Linked DNA regions of Mus musculus: region 1 is linked to region 2. Evidence: chromatin loops called from intact Hi-C (ENCODE). Cell type or tissue: left cerebral cortex. All regions are shown on one strand.

Region 1 (8,000 bases), 68 kb after region 2:
CAACATTTCAGTGTGGCCTAGTAAGATTTAACAGATGAATGAGGAGTGAATGGAGACTATAGGAGAAGGGCGTAAGGAGAGGGAAAGGTATTCTGAATGCCTTCCTTTTTCTTTTAAGTATGGTTTTTTCCTTTTTTAAAAAATTAATTTATTTTATACTCCATATTTTATTCCCCCCATCTACCCTCCGACTGTTCCACATCCCATACCTCTTCCCCATCCACCTGTGGCCATGCAGATGAACCTACCCCCCCACCCCACCTGACCTCTAAACTCCTTGGGGCCTCCAGTCTCTTGAGGGTTAGGTGCATCATCTCTGAATGAACACAGACCCGGAAATCCTCTGCTGCATGTGTGTTGGGGGCTTCACATCAGCTGGTGTATGCTGCATGTTTGGTGGTCCAGTGTTTGAGAGATCTCCGGGGTCCAGATTAATTGAGACTGCTGGTCCTCCTACAGGATCACCCTTCTCCTCAGCTTCTATCAGCCTTCCCTAATTCAACAACAGGAATCAGCTGCTTCTGTCCATTGATTGGGTACAAATATCTGCATCTGACTCTTTCAGCTGTTTGTTGGGTCTTTTGGAGGGCAGTCATGATAGGTCCCTTTTTGTGAGTACTCCATAGCCTCAGTAATAGTGTCAGGCTTTGGGACCTCCCCTTGAGCTGGATCCCACTTTGGGCCTGTCACTGGACCTTCTTTTCCTCAGGCTCCTCTCCATTTCCATCCCTGTAATTCTTTCAGACAAGAATAATTATGGGTCAGAGATGTGACTGTGGGATGGCAACCCCATCCCTCACTTGATGTCCTGTCTTCCTGCTGGAAGTGGACTCTGTAAGTTCCCTCTCCCTACTGTCAGGCATTTCATCTAAGGCTCCTCTCTTTGAGTCCTGAGAGTCTCTCACCTCCCAGATCTCTGGTACATTCTGGAGGGTTCCCTAATTTCCTATTTCCCTAGGTTGTCTGTTTCCATTCTTTCTGCTGACCCTCGGGGCTTCAGTCCTTTTCCCTCACCCAATACTAAATCAGGTTCCCCTCTCCCCCAACACCCACTTCCCCCACCCATCTACTCTCCCTCCTAGGTCTCTCCCTCCCTCCATCCCCATTTATGATTGCTTTCTTCTCAGAATTTCTAACATTTTACTATTAAAACTTTCAAAGTTACTATAAAGAAATAAGAATATATGGTGAGAAACCATGCATCCACCGCTGTCTCATCCATTAATATTTCTCTTCATGTACTTCCTACTCCTGTTTTCCAACCGTTTACCCATTGTGTTTTTGATTATCCCTCCCCTAGGTACTTATATGTATGTCATGAAATAGAAGTCGGTGTTTGTTCATGGGTTTTTAAATACTAAGCTTATTTACAAGGAGAGCTCAACATTCCATGGCATATATATGAAGGTCAGAAAACTAATGGGAGATCTTTTAGGAAAAGGAGGGCCCTTGTAATTGCTTGCTGAAATGTTTTTCTGATGGCTGCTTTGGCATCAGTTGACTATTTTCTCATTCAGGTTGTGATTTTCTTGGTTCTGGTTATGACCAGTAATTTTCACTGTTGTGAACAGTGTTTCTATAACACTGGGAGAATCTGTGTCTTAATTTGCTGTTGAGTCGCCATATTTTGCAGTCCCAGTAGACTGCAAACTCTTTGGTTTGCTTAGATCCTGTGGTACTGCTGGAAGATCCCATCGGGCCTTATTGATAGAATATTAAATAATAAGTTTCCCCAGGCTGTGGTGCTGGTGCCTGTGTGTAAGGAGAGCAAGTCTCGCTGGGATGAAGGTGACTTCTGGGCACTCTGTAGAGAAAGTGGGAGTATTTCCCTAGCCTGATTTATTTTCAGCTGGACATGAGGTATTCTGCTAGTTGGTGTTGGCAGCTGGCCTGGTACTGTCGATAGAGCTCCTATTTGGCTGCCTTCTCTTGCTAGGTTGGGGGTTGGGTAGCATTGAGCCTGCTACCTTTTTCTGTTGTGTGATGGAGGGGTATCATAACATGCCCAGCTGCATGTTGTTCCTGGGTTGTTAACCGTTATTCTTCCTTCCTCTGTCTTTCCAACATCCTTTGATTGCCTCTTGTGTTACTCCCATTGTACTTAGAGAGGTAGGTGAGAAGTGAGCTCATGGCTTATCCCTGTTGCCCAGCTCATGGCACTCGCTGTTCTGTTTAGTCACTCATCTTTTAGATAATAGGATTGTTTTCAACAGTTACAACTTTAAACTTCCTAAAGTGGATGAGGGACTTCTGGTGGAGGCTTTCCAACAGCCTCAGGGTCTGAAAAGCTTTCTTACAGGACAGACCCATGGAAGGCTGTTTCTTATCTGTCTTTCCCTTACCTGGCTGTTGATGTATTTTTCATGTCTGCTTTAGAAAGGCAGCCCCTTCCTTGTTCTTAAACTTGATGAATAATACAGTATGTTTTTATACCTCTAGCACAGTTAAGACAAATAAACTGTAGTTTTGTAGGGACTTTTCTTAGCTTTTTGATCAATGCCAAATCCCTGTTGACAGGGATTTTATTTTAAATTCAACTATGTAAATTTTACCCATCAGTTAACTGTAAGATATTTAATTTTTATCTGAGTATTTAAATTTATGAACTGAAAAATATTCTTATATATGAGTTTTTTACATTCTTTTCTTGCAAACAAAAGACTTGAGGTCACCTCAGTTCTTCCACAGTAAATATGCCTTTGAAAAATCAGAATAATTCCTAACATTGGAAGCCAGAGACTGTTTTATGTAGTTTACAATAGTAATTTTGCACAAATGATTTCAGGTTAAAATTGCATACTATTTATTCCCACCCATTTCCTTTATTGGCTGTGACACACAGGAATTACGCCCATTGCTTAACTAACCTTTCTGACCTTTTGTTACTTGGCTATAAATTGACTTGGGTCTTTTGCAAAAAAACACTTGGGGGGGGGGATCTTTTTGTTAGAACCCAGCCAATTCCTGCTTCAGTGCAGAACAGTTTGTTCTCTTGAAGGAATGAGCCAGTTCAGTGAGCAGAAAAACACAGCCATAAACTGGCATCAGCAGGGCCTGCAAAGATGATTGCCCATGGTCATTCCACAAAGCAAGGGACTCGCAAAAGAATGAGGTTTTGGAGAGAGAAATATGCTTTTGAGCTCCACTGACTTTAGGTAAATATAATTGACTTTCTAAAGTGAGTTGTGAACACATGAAAAGGGTTTTCTTCCTGTGCTCTGGTGGACATGAACATTTTAACTATTTAAACAGGAGTATAGTGGAATGCTCTTCTGCTGTTCCATTGTCCCCGTGACTGTGCTTGGGCATGAAGAGGTGCACTTCACCAGATCTGCCCAGCAGGGTGGGAGCAGCTTCTGCTCTGCATACAGACACTTACTGATTGATGGCACCTTGGAAGGCTTGAGTGCTGGCCCACCCTCCAAAGAAGACGCTGATGGCAGCTGATGAATTAGAAGAAAACATGAAACATTTTACACAATTGTGAGGCAGATATAATAATAGAAAACACACAAATCACAGTATTTGACAAAGTGATTGGTAGAAATGAGGGCATTTATAAGGGCTTTTTTTTTTTTTAGCTTTTTGATCAGTGTTGTTTAAGATTGTTAGGAGACTATTTAGGAGTTTGCTAGATGGAAGGGTCTCGTTGCTGCTTAGCTTATCCTGCAGTGTACTCAAGAAGCTTTCTTTCTTTAAAAAAAAAAAGTTTCTGGGAAAATATGGCTTTAAAGTTATGGAGTAATGAGACCCTCTGGAATTTAAGGTACTAGTAGAATTACACTTGGAACTAACGTTAAGAGTGGGGAAGGGAGCGAAACGAGCTGACTATAGACTGTGTGCTGTACATCTCAGTCATGGCATGAAACAGCCTAGAATGTCTTCTGTCGGCACTAGGGCTGAAGATATTCCAGAAACCAGAGATTGCCTTGGCAGAACAGGGTGAGGAAAAGTACATTTGAGCATAAAAAAGGCAGATTGAACCAAACTAAGGAAGGGCCATAATACCAGGCTGAAGTGGTTTCTGCATGAAGTCAGTAGAGATAGTGATCCGTGTCCTGGGAAGGCAGATAGGTTGTGACTTGGACGACCATATGGGAAGCACAGGTGCAGGTAGTGTAGGTCACTGAAGTCTCTGCAGCAAATAAGGAGAGGACACTGCTCAGGGATGACCTTGGTGGAGAAAGGAGGCAGGAGGCAAGAAGTCTCCTGAACTTTCAACATGCTGTCAAAGACTCATATACACACACTATCATGTCCACTGTAGTAGACTCAGTGCTGTTTCACTCCAATATTGTATCAGAGAAAGCCGAGGTTGGGGAGATTCCGTGTTTCCCCAAACCTAAGTATCCTGTACGAGGAAGCAGCTGAGTCAGAGTTGGAACCCAGGTTATCTGTCTTCAGACATAATGACATGCCCACTCTTGGAGAGGACCTGATGCAGCTGAGCAACCCAGTGTTTAACAAGCCTCAAAATGTATACATATTCTTTTGCATGCATTTATTTATGTAGTTGAGACAGAGCTACGTTCCTGATTGACCTAGAACTTCCTATATTGACCAGACTGGCCTCAAACTTGTAGTGATTCTCCTGCCTCTGTTTTCACTTCCCTAGTGCTATGCTTACAGGTGTCCAGCCTTGTATAATTCTTAGTTTACACATATAAATAATCATCTACTAATACTTAGATACTAGCACTAATGCTAATACAAGTAACATTTTGAAAGTCTGAACATTGGCATGATCTTATCTCTTAAAATCTCACCTTATATAAGAATTGCTTTGGGAAAAGGCCCAATCAAACTGGCAAAGCATGAGTGGAAATAACTTTTAAAAATTACTGATTGATTGATTGAATTTAATATTATTATAATTTTGTTTTTTATGTGACCATGTGTGCCACAGTGAGTGTGAAGGTCAGCAGACCACTTTCCAGAGCTTGTTTTTCCTTCTACCATGTGGCTTTTAGTTGTTACACTCAGGTCATCAGGTGTGGGGCCAAGTACCCTTACCCAATGAACCAACTCACCAGCCCTAAACCATGCAAGTTTCAGTGTTCAGTGCATGTATATCTGTTTATAAGAGAACAACAAATTTTGGCCTTCAGAAACTAAAGAACCATTTAGGACTAATGTGAATATTAGCAGGGAATCACTTTTTGATAAGTGTATGCTCTAAGATGGTTCAGAAAGACACATTTTTCAGGTAACTATGTAAAAGGGGGGATTATTATACAGAGTTCAGCTTTAGTCAATCCCAAGACAAATTAATAGTTTTCTGCTTATTTCATTCATCCTTCAATCATGACAACATGCATTCCAGGGTTAGCTCCTAGGAAATAGATATAAAAGGCAAGCAAACATGGCTAACCATTTTCTGTTGAGTACCAGAGTAAAATCCACAGCCGTTTGGGACTGGATGCTCACAGTTTAGAATCAAGATTATACTTATACTAACTGTCTTCTTAGCATCCCATTTCTCAGATTCTTTTGCATGTTTCTCTAGCAGAGCAAGAGATAATGAATGTTGTGAAGATAGAAAATCTGAGTAAAGTATCTAAACTTAAATATCTCAGTACTCAGCCTGTATTATTGTGTACCAATACTGGTAAAAATGCTGGGTCTTTAGGGGAAATTTTAATACTTAATGTAGCAGAGCTGTAGCAGTAGCACAGTCCCCTGTTCAAAGTCTGGATTATGTATAGCTCAGGAGAGAAAAGCCAGCCCTGCTTTTTTCTAGCAGATGATGGCATAGCAGGAGAGGCAGGTATATAGCTGAGTGTGCTTGTTAGTATGCAGTAAATCCAGACAGCTAGGCCTCTGCGATCATTTGTCACGTGCTTCCTTGATGGCTGTTAGGCTTGGTACATACGAGGACACTGAAAACAAGGAATCCCAATGACAGTCTGATGTTAGTTCACTGGAGCACACAGACCTGTATGCAAGCAGTCCCAACTCACATAGAGTAAAAGGTTCGTGGTATACTAAACTTAAGATGACACAACAAGGAGAAATCCACCATCCACGCCTGGGGCACTGGTCGTTCCATGGGCTCCCTTATCTGTAACTTTGCTTCTTTGTACTTCTGCTATGAAAACATCTTAATGCCTGTTCCATGTTTGAGTATTACATGATATTGTGGTGATGCAGGTAATGTGCCTTCCCCACATTGCTATGCAGTGAGCATTTTGCAAATATTCCTTTCTCCTCCATTTTCCTCTGCTCAACTTCTGCAGACCCTAGTTCTGCCTTTTTTCATTTTTCTGAGAAATGTAGTCCCATTCATGAACTCCACTATATATTCAGTACCTCAAAATTCTCTCATCTTCACCGTCCTCCTCCCCTTTCCTTTATGTCTCCCAGGAATGTGTATCCCCACTCTCTTTTTTCTGTTCTTGGGTAACAGCAGGCCAAGGATGAGATGCAGGGGAAAGGAGCTGGCTTGAGAAGACTAGGGTGAATTGCTCTCATAATCATATCCTAGATCAAAATTTCTCCTAATCCAAGATCACTCAAATCTCCCAAATAGAGGAGAATGCCAGATTCTTAACTTTCTTGCAGCATGTCTTTTCATACTTCCTTTTACTCAAAAGAGAAAAAAAGAGTGTTTGACCTTGCCAAGCTGCCCAGTTCTAGAGTCTGCTCCTGTCTTAGTAGGTGTTAGGCTGGGATTTTTTTCTACCAAGCCCACATCATGGGTTCTCACTGGCTGTGCACTTCATCTTGTCAGAGTTCACATCTGAGGCTCTTGTGAGAGAGTCCTTGCAGCAGCATCTCTTTGCCTTTCCTCTGGCTCTAGGCCTCTCCTTATTCTGCACCTGCCCAGACCACCCCTATCCAGCCACCCCTTCTCTGCTACATCTTTACCTAAAGAGATAATCATTCACTTAGGGGCATTTGGAAGAGCCTCAAATCTTGATAGGTCGTCAATACTTGGGTATTATGGAAAGCTACAGGTTTCTAGTGAGTAAAGGTCAGGGATATAGTGACAGACCCTACAAAATATAGGACAGCATCCTATTCCCAAGTGTAGAGCTTCCTGTTGCAATTTTTCATTAGTAGCAAGGTTAAGAGCTCTGACTCAGGATCTGATGCTGCCCTGCCTACCTCTGTGACACTAAGGAGTTTTGCTAATCTCAGCAGCTGCTCCTTTCCCTGTATGACTTCACCTCTCTCAACTCTTCCTTCATTCCCTTCCCAATCAAGAGTGGATCCTCCCTTAGGTTCCTACCTGCAGTGTCAGTTCATTGCAGCCCGTCTCCATGTTGCTTTGATAGCCCCCAATAACTTGTTCTTTCAAGAGCAGAGAAATAGCTTGTTTGGAATGGGGATGATCATTTATCAAGTACAATATGCTGTAATCGCTATGTAATATTTATATATAAAAACAAAAATATTTCAAGGGCCTAAACCTTGGCATTGGAAGAGTAAGGAGCACATTGAACAATGAGCAAAGGACTCATAGCTCATACCTTCTATGACCTTTAGGTTCTACATAGGAAGACAGAGTCAGTATTGACTTCCTGAGATTCAGACTATGAGAAGATATCAGCGAGAACCTATCAATTTAGATGTATTTTAGAACTGGAAAATGAAGCCAGGATTCCAGATGTGACTGGGATAGTAGGTAGTTAGCACACATAGAAAATATCATTGTTTGTTCTTGTCTAGATAGTAGTGGCCTCGATTCCAGATATCTACCCAGCATTCCTCCTAATGACAGTGATCCCTTTACTGTAGAAACACTAAAAAGTGGTTTTCTTTACTCCATGGAAGCACAGGACACCCACCCACACATGACTAGTGTTTTGTTTTATGACTGAATCTTATGTAGCCCAGGCCAGTCTCAAGCCTCTAGCAATTGTGCTGTCTCCTGAGTGTTAGTATTATAGGCTTAAACCATTACACCCAGTTTCCCATTTTTTTAAAAGATTTATTTATTATTATATCTAAGTACACTTTAGCTGTCTTCAGATGCACCAGAAGTGGGCATCAGGTCT
Region 2 (8,000 bases):
GAAGCTGGAATTACAGGCAGTTGTGATCTACTTGACATGGGTGCTGGAAACTGAACGTGAGTCCTTTGCAAGAGTGGTACTAGCTCCTAACTGCTGAGCCAACTCTTCAGACCTTTACTCTAATTCATATGTAATATATATATTACAAGCTAGGATCCATATCTGAGAGAGATTGTGAGGCCTTTTCTTTCTGAATTTGTGTCACCTTGCTAAAATTTACTTTCCAGTCACCCGTCTCCCTGAAAGTTTCATATTTTCATTATGCAGAGTAAAATTCCATTATGCATATTACAACATTATGTACTCGCCAGTTGATGAGCATCTAAGTTAGCTAGCTCCCTTTCCTTGCTAGGGTAAAGATTTATATATAGTCATGTATCTGCAAGCGTCTTTAGGGTCCTTTGGGTATATGTGCCCCAAATCCACTTTTTTTTCAAGCACACCAGTGGTTTTTAAGTCTGGGGGATCCAAACTTCTATTCTCAAGAGGTTTACTGTCCAAGCCATCTTCCTAGGACATTTCATTTTAAAAGAAACTTTTAAATTTTATTTATTTATTTACGGGACCAGAGAGCTATCAGGAGTCAGTTTTTTTCTTTCTACCATGTGGGTCCCGGGGATGAGACTCGGATTTTCAGGCTTGGCAGCAAGTGCCTAACCTGCCGAGTCCTCTCATGGGTCCTTTTTCTGTTGAAGGAAAATAATTTGCCTCTGATTAAATATCATCAACAACTTCCCCTCCTCCTTGAGATCCTTCCCGACACTAAGTGTGTGCTGGTTGCTGCCTCTGCCTAGACTCACTTCCAGTCATCTCCCCAGGCTCAGCTTCCAGCTTCCAGTGTTATTGGGAGCCCTTCCCCCACTCACCTTCATTGTTTCTTTGGCCCTTTGGATGTTTGTTCTCTCCACTGGTACTGGAGATGGAACTCCAGGGCTTGGCTATGCCAGGGCAAGCACTGTATGCCCCCAGTAGCAAGTCTCTCTTCTGCCTTTAATTTTTATCTTGAGATAAGGTCTTGCTAAAGTTGCCAAGGCTGGCTCAAACTTGTGGTCCTTCTGCCTTAGCCTCCTGAGTATCTGGGATTACATGTAAGCACCAGCTTACTTGCTCCATACTGGTAATTATACCCTCTGTGCTATGTTTACCAAAGCAGTTGGCATTTGCATATTCTCCTCCAGAACTGCAGCGTGACATGTCTGTCTCTTCTGAAATATGGAGCTCTTTGGCATCTGGGAGACTGTCTTGCTTACGTCTTCATCTCTCAGAGTGCCTAGGTGAGACGAGGTACTTGGAAAATTGGTTGAATAAATAAAAATAAATTGGAGTACAACATATCTTATATACTCATTCATTCAAGAAATATTGAGTGTTTGAACATGTCTGCCCATGTTCCAGATGCTGAAAATAAGCAAAACAAACATTCCTGCCCTGAGGGACATGAAAGATAGGAGAGGTTATACAGGCCAGGCAGAGAGGCAAAGCACAGAAAAGGGAGACGGCATGGTGAGGGTGGGACTTGATATCCATCAAAGGAAATACCTTTTGAATAGAAATGTGAAGTGAGACACATCTTCCCGATGCTCAGGAGAACATATCCTAAGTGCAAGAGTCATTCATGTTCCAGGGGCAGGAAGGAGGCTGGTGTGGCTGGCTGAGGCAAGAGGAAGAAGGAAATGCGCTTAGTTAGAAAAAAGGTACAGATTGCACGTGATCTAGGGGTCCCTGGAATAAAGGCTGTTTTTTAAAAAAATAATGTGCCCAAGATAGAAACCATTGGGTTTTTTTTTATAAAAAAATGATTTATTTTACATTCTAATCGTTTTCCCTTCCTTCCTCTCCTCCCCCCCAGCCCCCAGGAACATTATTTTGGCTTAGGCTTTAACAAGATCCCAGTGACTGCTGTGTTGACTACAGGCTGGAATGAAGGAGAGCAGGTAGGGAAGATGCTATTGCAGTATTCCCAGCATGCAGATGTCTAAAGGTGGGGCTGGCAGGCTGGCTAATGGATTAAGATGGCTATGATTGGAAGAGAGGAGTGAAGGGTGGCTGAGACCTTTGGCCTGATCATTAAAAACAAAACAAAACAAAACAAAACAAAACAAAACTGGGCTTGACATGAACTGTATGTAATGAGGAAGATTGTGTAATAACCATATGCAGTGTGTTAAGGTACAAGTTCTAGTGTTTGATGCTGGACATGTTAAGTTTGACACATTGCTCACACTTAAAACATACATTTACTAACTGTGATAAATTCAGCTTTTTTTGTTTTGCTCTTTGAGACAGGTTCTTACTATGTAGTCCAGACTGGTTTGGAACTTGCTTTGTAGCCTAGGCTGATCCCAAACTTGCAATCCTCCTGCTTCAGCCTCTTTCAGTGAGATTATGGGTGTAGACCATCTTATACACAGCAATAAAGTCAGCCTCATTTGCTAAACACCAAGATAACGTGCAAGAAGCTTTATATAGACTGCCATTTAATCTTCTCACTCATTCTATATAATCCTAACATTTTGTTGCCTTTTGTGGATGAGCAATTGTGGCCAGTTGATATTCGATATAAGCTAATTTGGGGTTGGGACCCGCTCAGTCTTCAGAGCTCTATTTGTCAATCTGGATCCGAAGCAGTAGGGGACCACTTTCTAAACATATTTGCCACAGATTTAGGTTCTGTTGTGAAAAGGTGCCTGGAACAGGAACCAAGATTTTTAATTCCAGGCCAACAGCAGCTGTGAAAATGTACATGAAGGGAGCAGGTGTTTGAAAGCGCCACTATCCTAAGACAGTGTTAAAGAATCGGAGATCATGCCTTCGTTTCGGCCGCTATTTCTCTGAGTAAACAAGATACTAGAACCTGCCGTGAACCCTTAGTGGCGTTAAAGCAACTCCCAAATGTGGCTAATTTGGAAACACTGCACTGGAGAGAGGGCGCATGGGTCTGGGACCCTTGCCCAGACTACATCCTTTTGAAAGTTTAACCTCGTGTGGCCTTCCTTAGGTGGCCCTCAAGAAAGACCAGGATACGGAGCACAAAGGCCGGGAACCGCTTAGGGCCTCAGCATCCGCTCAGTTGTCCGCCTCCCCTGCCCCCGTGGCCCCCAACACAGAGAACGCTGGCCCGCAGCCGAGCTGCGCATGCGCTCTGGGTAAGGTCCGCTCCCCGCGACGTCAAGGGGCTTGCGCCCGTTCCCAAAGCCCCGCCTCCTAGCGCCTGAGGCGACCCGGGCGGGGGGTGGGGGGTGGGGTCGAGCCACGCCCCCAGCCGAGTCGAGGAGGGCCGACCGGAGCCGAACGCCTCCGAGTGCCACCGAGCTCGGCCGAGCGGCCGGGAGTCAGTTGGTGCTGCTCGTCTTCGCCCCAGAAGCAGTCCGTGGATCTGGCGTCGCCACCGCCGCCGCCGCCGCCTCCGCGGGGCCTGTGCCGGCCGGCCGCCCACCAAGGAAGGAGGGAGGCTCGCGGCGTGGGGAGAGCAGCGGGGGCCACGGGTGCCGCCGCCGCCGCCGCCAGGTGAGCGCCCGCCGAGGCCCAACGTCCCCAGAGCTGTCAGTCCCGGGCGTCTGTGTGTCTCCCCGCCTGTCAGCCCCTGTGTGTCTGCGAGCGCCTTCCCGCCAGGCCCGGCTCCCGCCCGGCCCTGTCAGCCGCCAGCACCCCCGCTCCGAGCGGCCCCGCCCCTTCCCCCCGATGTCCCGCCTTCCCCATCTGTCAGCGCCGCGCTCGCTCGCCGTGGGCTCCACGCCCGGGAGTCCAGGGTCTGGGTGGTCGCGCGGGACAGAGTTGCAGAAGGAGCCGAAGCGGGCCGGAGGTGGGGGGCCTGGCCGTGGGTGCGTGTGTCCGCATCCCGCGGGCGGCTGGCGAGCGGCTGGCACCGGTGCGTCTGGTGAAATGAGCGTCGGGACTCGAACCACTCCGGGGTACAGTGGAATCCTCCTTGCCCACGCGGAAACACCCGGGTTCTGGGATATCCAGATGGGCGTGTGAGCAGAGTTTGGGACCTGGGAAGCCTCTCCAGTTTGGGGTTTTCATTCAGAGAAACCTGTTGGAAGTGATTGGGGAGTGGGTGGGGTGTGGGGCTTAGGGTGCAAAGTACCTGAGAGCTTGAGGCATTCTGAGTTGTGTGGCTTGCATTTGTGAACAGTGATTGCCAGGGTAGTGTGTCCTGTGAGAAACTGTTATGTGACGCGGGTGGGGGTGGGGGTGTTAGAGAAGGGAAGGCATGCTCTTTTCTGCCTTTCTGGATGTCATGCCAACACATATATTTATCTAGATAGCCTAAAATGTTTATTCATGAGGCATCTACACATTTTTTTAATGAAAAAAAAGAGTACGGCACTTTTCATATATATATATATATATATATATATATATATATATATATATATATATATACACATACATACACACACACACACACACAAACACACATGGTCTCGTATGTTGCTATCTTGATTTATTTTTTTGTTTGTGGTAACGTAGCATCACAATATTTCAAAACTAACAGAAATGTGTTCTAAAATAATTGGTAGCTTGCCGGATAATTCTCAACCGAGGAGAAAAGATCCAAAAGCACACTTCATTAGCTGGAACAACTGATTTCGGGCTTAATTTGCTTCTAAGAGACATACAGTGGAAAAATCCAGAAACAGCAAAGAATGTATCAAAGAGACTTAGGAAATGAGCAAAAGGGCCTTTGTATGTGTGTGCCTTGGAGAGATGGTATCAAAGCAGCTTTAAGGGACAGGGCTGCTGTGTAATGATAAACATATTAACCAAGTTGGTTTTGTGACCTTGATACATTGGGCCATGCTTGATTTGTGCAGTGGTTCATGACAGGCAAACATTGCGTGGGAAGTGTGGTAATTTTTTTGGAAAAGAAAAAGTTCCCTATGATGGTTTTTTCCCTCAGTTGAAGTGAGATTTCAGACTAGTTGTGTCCAAAATTGGGATGTACGGGGTGTGGTGTGGTGTGGTGTGTGTGTGTGTGTGTGTGTGAGAGAGAGAGAGAGAGAGAGAGAGAATGAGCATGTGTGAGCACTTGTGTATGGGTGAGCATCTCTGTTTTTCTGTCTCTGATTTATTTTTAAGGCAGAAAATTTGAGTAACAAACGCGTAAGGGAAAAAATCCTCATAATTTACAAACACTAGTAAACTAGTTTGGCATTTATCTTTTTCAGTCTTTTGCTCCCAAGTATATGTGTTTTCTTTTTTCTCTCTCTCAAAGTGCTACCAGCCTATATGAGTTTTATCGTATACTTTTCCTTCCATTTATAAATAGATTGTGAGGGGTATGTCTTGCTTTTATGAGCAATTATTTTCCCTTTAAAAACTTTTAAAAAAAAGAAGAAGAAGAAGAAAAGAAATCCAGGTCTCAAGAGTTGTATGCTTGCAGCCCTCCAGTAACTTCTCCTGCAGTCCTCTCTATGGCCTATTGCGCTGCCTGTCTCCAACCTGGCCAAATCAGTCTCAGCTTTTTAAGAACTTCAGTCATACTCCAGCCTCAGCACCTCTGCATTTATGCTTCTTCTGTGTACACAGCTGGCCTAGATACTGTAAAGTTAAGATGGGTTTCCTTAACTTTAGGTCTTCAGGATTTCCCAACAACTCTACAAGATCACATCACCCTCTGCTGTACTTAGCACCACTTGGTAGTATTTATTTGTTGGTTTATTGTCTGTCTCCTTTGCTATCTAACCAGCTCGAGGCCTTGTTTCACTGAGTACCCTCAGGGTTTAGAACTGTTCCTGCTCCACTATAGGTATTTAGTATTTGCTCACTGAGTAAACAATGGATGCTAGTTGTCCATCTAGTCATGTGACATTGCTGGTAGACTTCTAAGTAGCTATATCATGAGGTGGAGTAACACATTTGTAAACTCTGCAATTTTCCTCTTGTTAATATATCTAGATGAACTTTACAAAGTGAGCCTTAGTATCTTGAAAAGAATGACAATCTTAGGGACTGGAGAGACAGCTCAGCAGCTAAGAGCACTGGCTGCTCTTCCAAAGAGGACTAGGTTCCATCTCCAGCACACACATGGACAACTATCTGCAACTCTAGCCCCAGGAGTCCAATGCCTTCCACTGACTTCTGTGGGTACCAGCAGAACAGTGGTGCACAGATATACCAAAGACAAAACATCCATACACATAAAAATAATAATAAAATTAGAAAGAAAGGCTGTAGAGTTGGCTCAGCAGTGAAGAACACTTATTACTCTTGAAGAAGATCAAGGTTTGAGTCCCAGCACCCACATGGCAGCTCAGAACCATCTCTAACTCCAGCCCCAGGGAGACTGATACAGTTTTCTGACCTCCATAACTACCAAGCACACATCTAATGCTCATACATACATGCAGACAAAACACTCATACACACAAAATAATAAAATCAATGAATCTTAAAAGAAAAGAAAAGACCTTGATTTAATTTGAACAGTTTTAAGAAGAAACATTTTTTGGCAAATGTTTTTTTGGCTTTTGGAGCAGTCTAAAGCGTCCCAGTTTGGTAGTTCTTAGCGGTAGTATAAGCCTTAAGAGCATAGTGAGCTTTTTGTGTCCACAGATACCCAAAGGTGTAATTACAGCCTTGATGTGTTTTCATCTGGGGGAGGGGTAGCTGTTATATTTACTTACTTTCTTGGCAGTTCTGTCCTTTTATCTCTCTGCTTATCAGTTTTGGATGGCTTTGGAGGTGCACACACTTGTTTTTTTTTTTTAATTTTATATTTAATCCTTGACCTTTGAGCAGTTTTCATCTCTTGTGTGACCTTTGAGCTGTTGGAAAGTATGGGCTTCGTCTTTCAGGAGAAAACAACATCTGTAGTAAATAGGGATGGGGAAAATTGTATTTTTGAGTGTAAAATAAAATTCTTATAGGTTTGAACATCAGATAGGCTACTTTTGTTTTTAGGGGGGAGTCTGTTTGAGTTTTGTGGGGGGAGATTTAATGTTTTCTCTGAACCTTTCCTAGAATAATACAGCCCAGAGACCTTAGAAAAAACTTTTGATGCTTATGTTTCAAATATGTAAGAACTTGGTTGTGTAGTATATATGTCCTAAATGGAAATTTTATCCTGCCTAGGGACTATAGGGAATATGTTGAAGTTTATTTATCAGTGGACTTTTGTTGCAAATGTATTTGCATGCAAGTCTGTGTGCTTTTGTAGAGGTTGCCTAATCCTATTCAGTTTTAGATTTCCATCTCTTCCTCTGAGACAGAGTCTTGATGTATAGCTGAAGCTGCCCTTGAACTCACTGTATAGCTTAGGGAATCCTTGAGCTTGTAATCCTCTAGCTCCAGTTTCCTAAATTCTGGGAATTAAAGCATGTAATCACCATAGCTCAATATTATCATTTCTTTTCTCACTCAGCTATTTCTCTTCTCTCATTATATTCCTATCCCAGTTATTCTCACCCAAGACTTTAATATGCATTACATGGAGACAACTCCCTCGTTAAAGCGTCTCCCCCCACCCCAACCAACTCCCTGCCTGAGGCTTGCATTTTCATCTATCAAACTTTCCTGTTGTCTTTGTTTGCTGCCTCATCTCAAACTTCACATGTCTACAAATTGCCTGCTCCCTCCACTCCTGTTTCATGATAACTTGGGTCCTTGTGTTTACTAACTAATCATCCTACAGATGAGCTAAACCCCAAACCCCCAATTTGGTCTTTCAGTCTCCTGCTCAAACTTCTACATCTGTTGTCTTCATTCTTGATGCATCCATCCCTCAAGCCACCCCAGAATATTTCAAGTTCTGTTCTTTCCTAATCTTGCATTCTCTTTTCTCAGCTGGATGACTGTTGATGCCTCTCAGCTGGTCTTCTAGCCTCACTCTCTCCTGCTTCTTCTACAGAATCCAGGGTGAAGTGGTTAAAAGACAAGGTCAGACTACCTCTTTGTTAAGTGGCTATCCACTGTACTGAACCGTCATATCTGTAAATACTTTGAGGTGCCACCCAGCTCCTACTGCTCTCTCCAGTCCCTGCTCATTGCTTGTGTTT

Evidence for each region. Peaks named below come from ENCODE experiments on the same cell type or tissue, not always from the same donor. Only the 100,000 strongest peaks of a DNase experiment are listed, where the experiment ranks them.
Region 1: a loop joins it to region 2, with 2.5 times the contacts of the local background. A loop is called at or near these places in 12 of 42 quality-filtered maps.

What each region holds. Positions count from the first base shown.
Region 1 is chr2:160,800,301-160,808,300 of GRCm38, reverse strand. All of the region lies in intron 2 of Zhx3 (zinc fingers and homeoboxes 3), which reads left to right. Among named protein-coding and RNA genes, the nearest start is that of Zhx3, 69 kb to the left of the region's middle. In left cerebral cortex, no CTCF peak of the experiment used is centred here; DNase peaks (open chromatin) are centred at 1,885, 2,148, 3,013 and 3,281; H3K27ac peaks cover 2,464 bases.
Region 2 is chr2:160,868,298-160,876,297 of GRCm38, reverse strand. Zhx3 (zinc fingers and homeoboxes 3) reads left to right here and starts at 3,308. Exons shown (of 4, transcript NM_177263.3): 1 at 3,308-3,507. Gm35129 (a long non-coding RNA gene) reads right to left here and starts at 3,300. Exons shown (of 3, transcript XR_866921.2): 1 at 867-3,300. In left cerebral cortex, no CTCF peak of the experiment used is centred here; DNase peaks (open chromatin) are centred at 3,643, 3,907, 4,621, 4,785 and 2 more places; H3K4me3 peaks cover 2,485 bases; H3K27ac peaks cover 3,533 bases.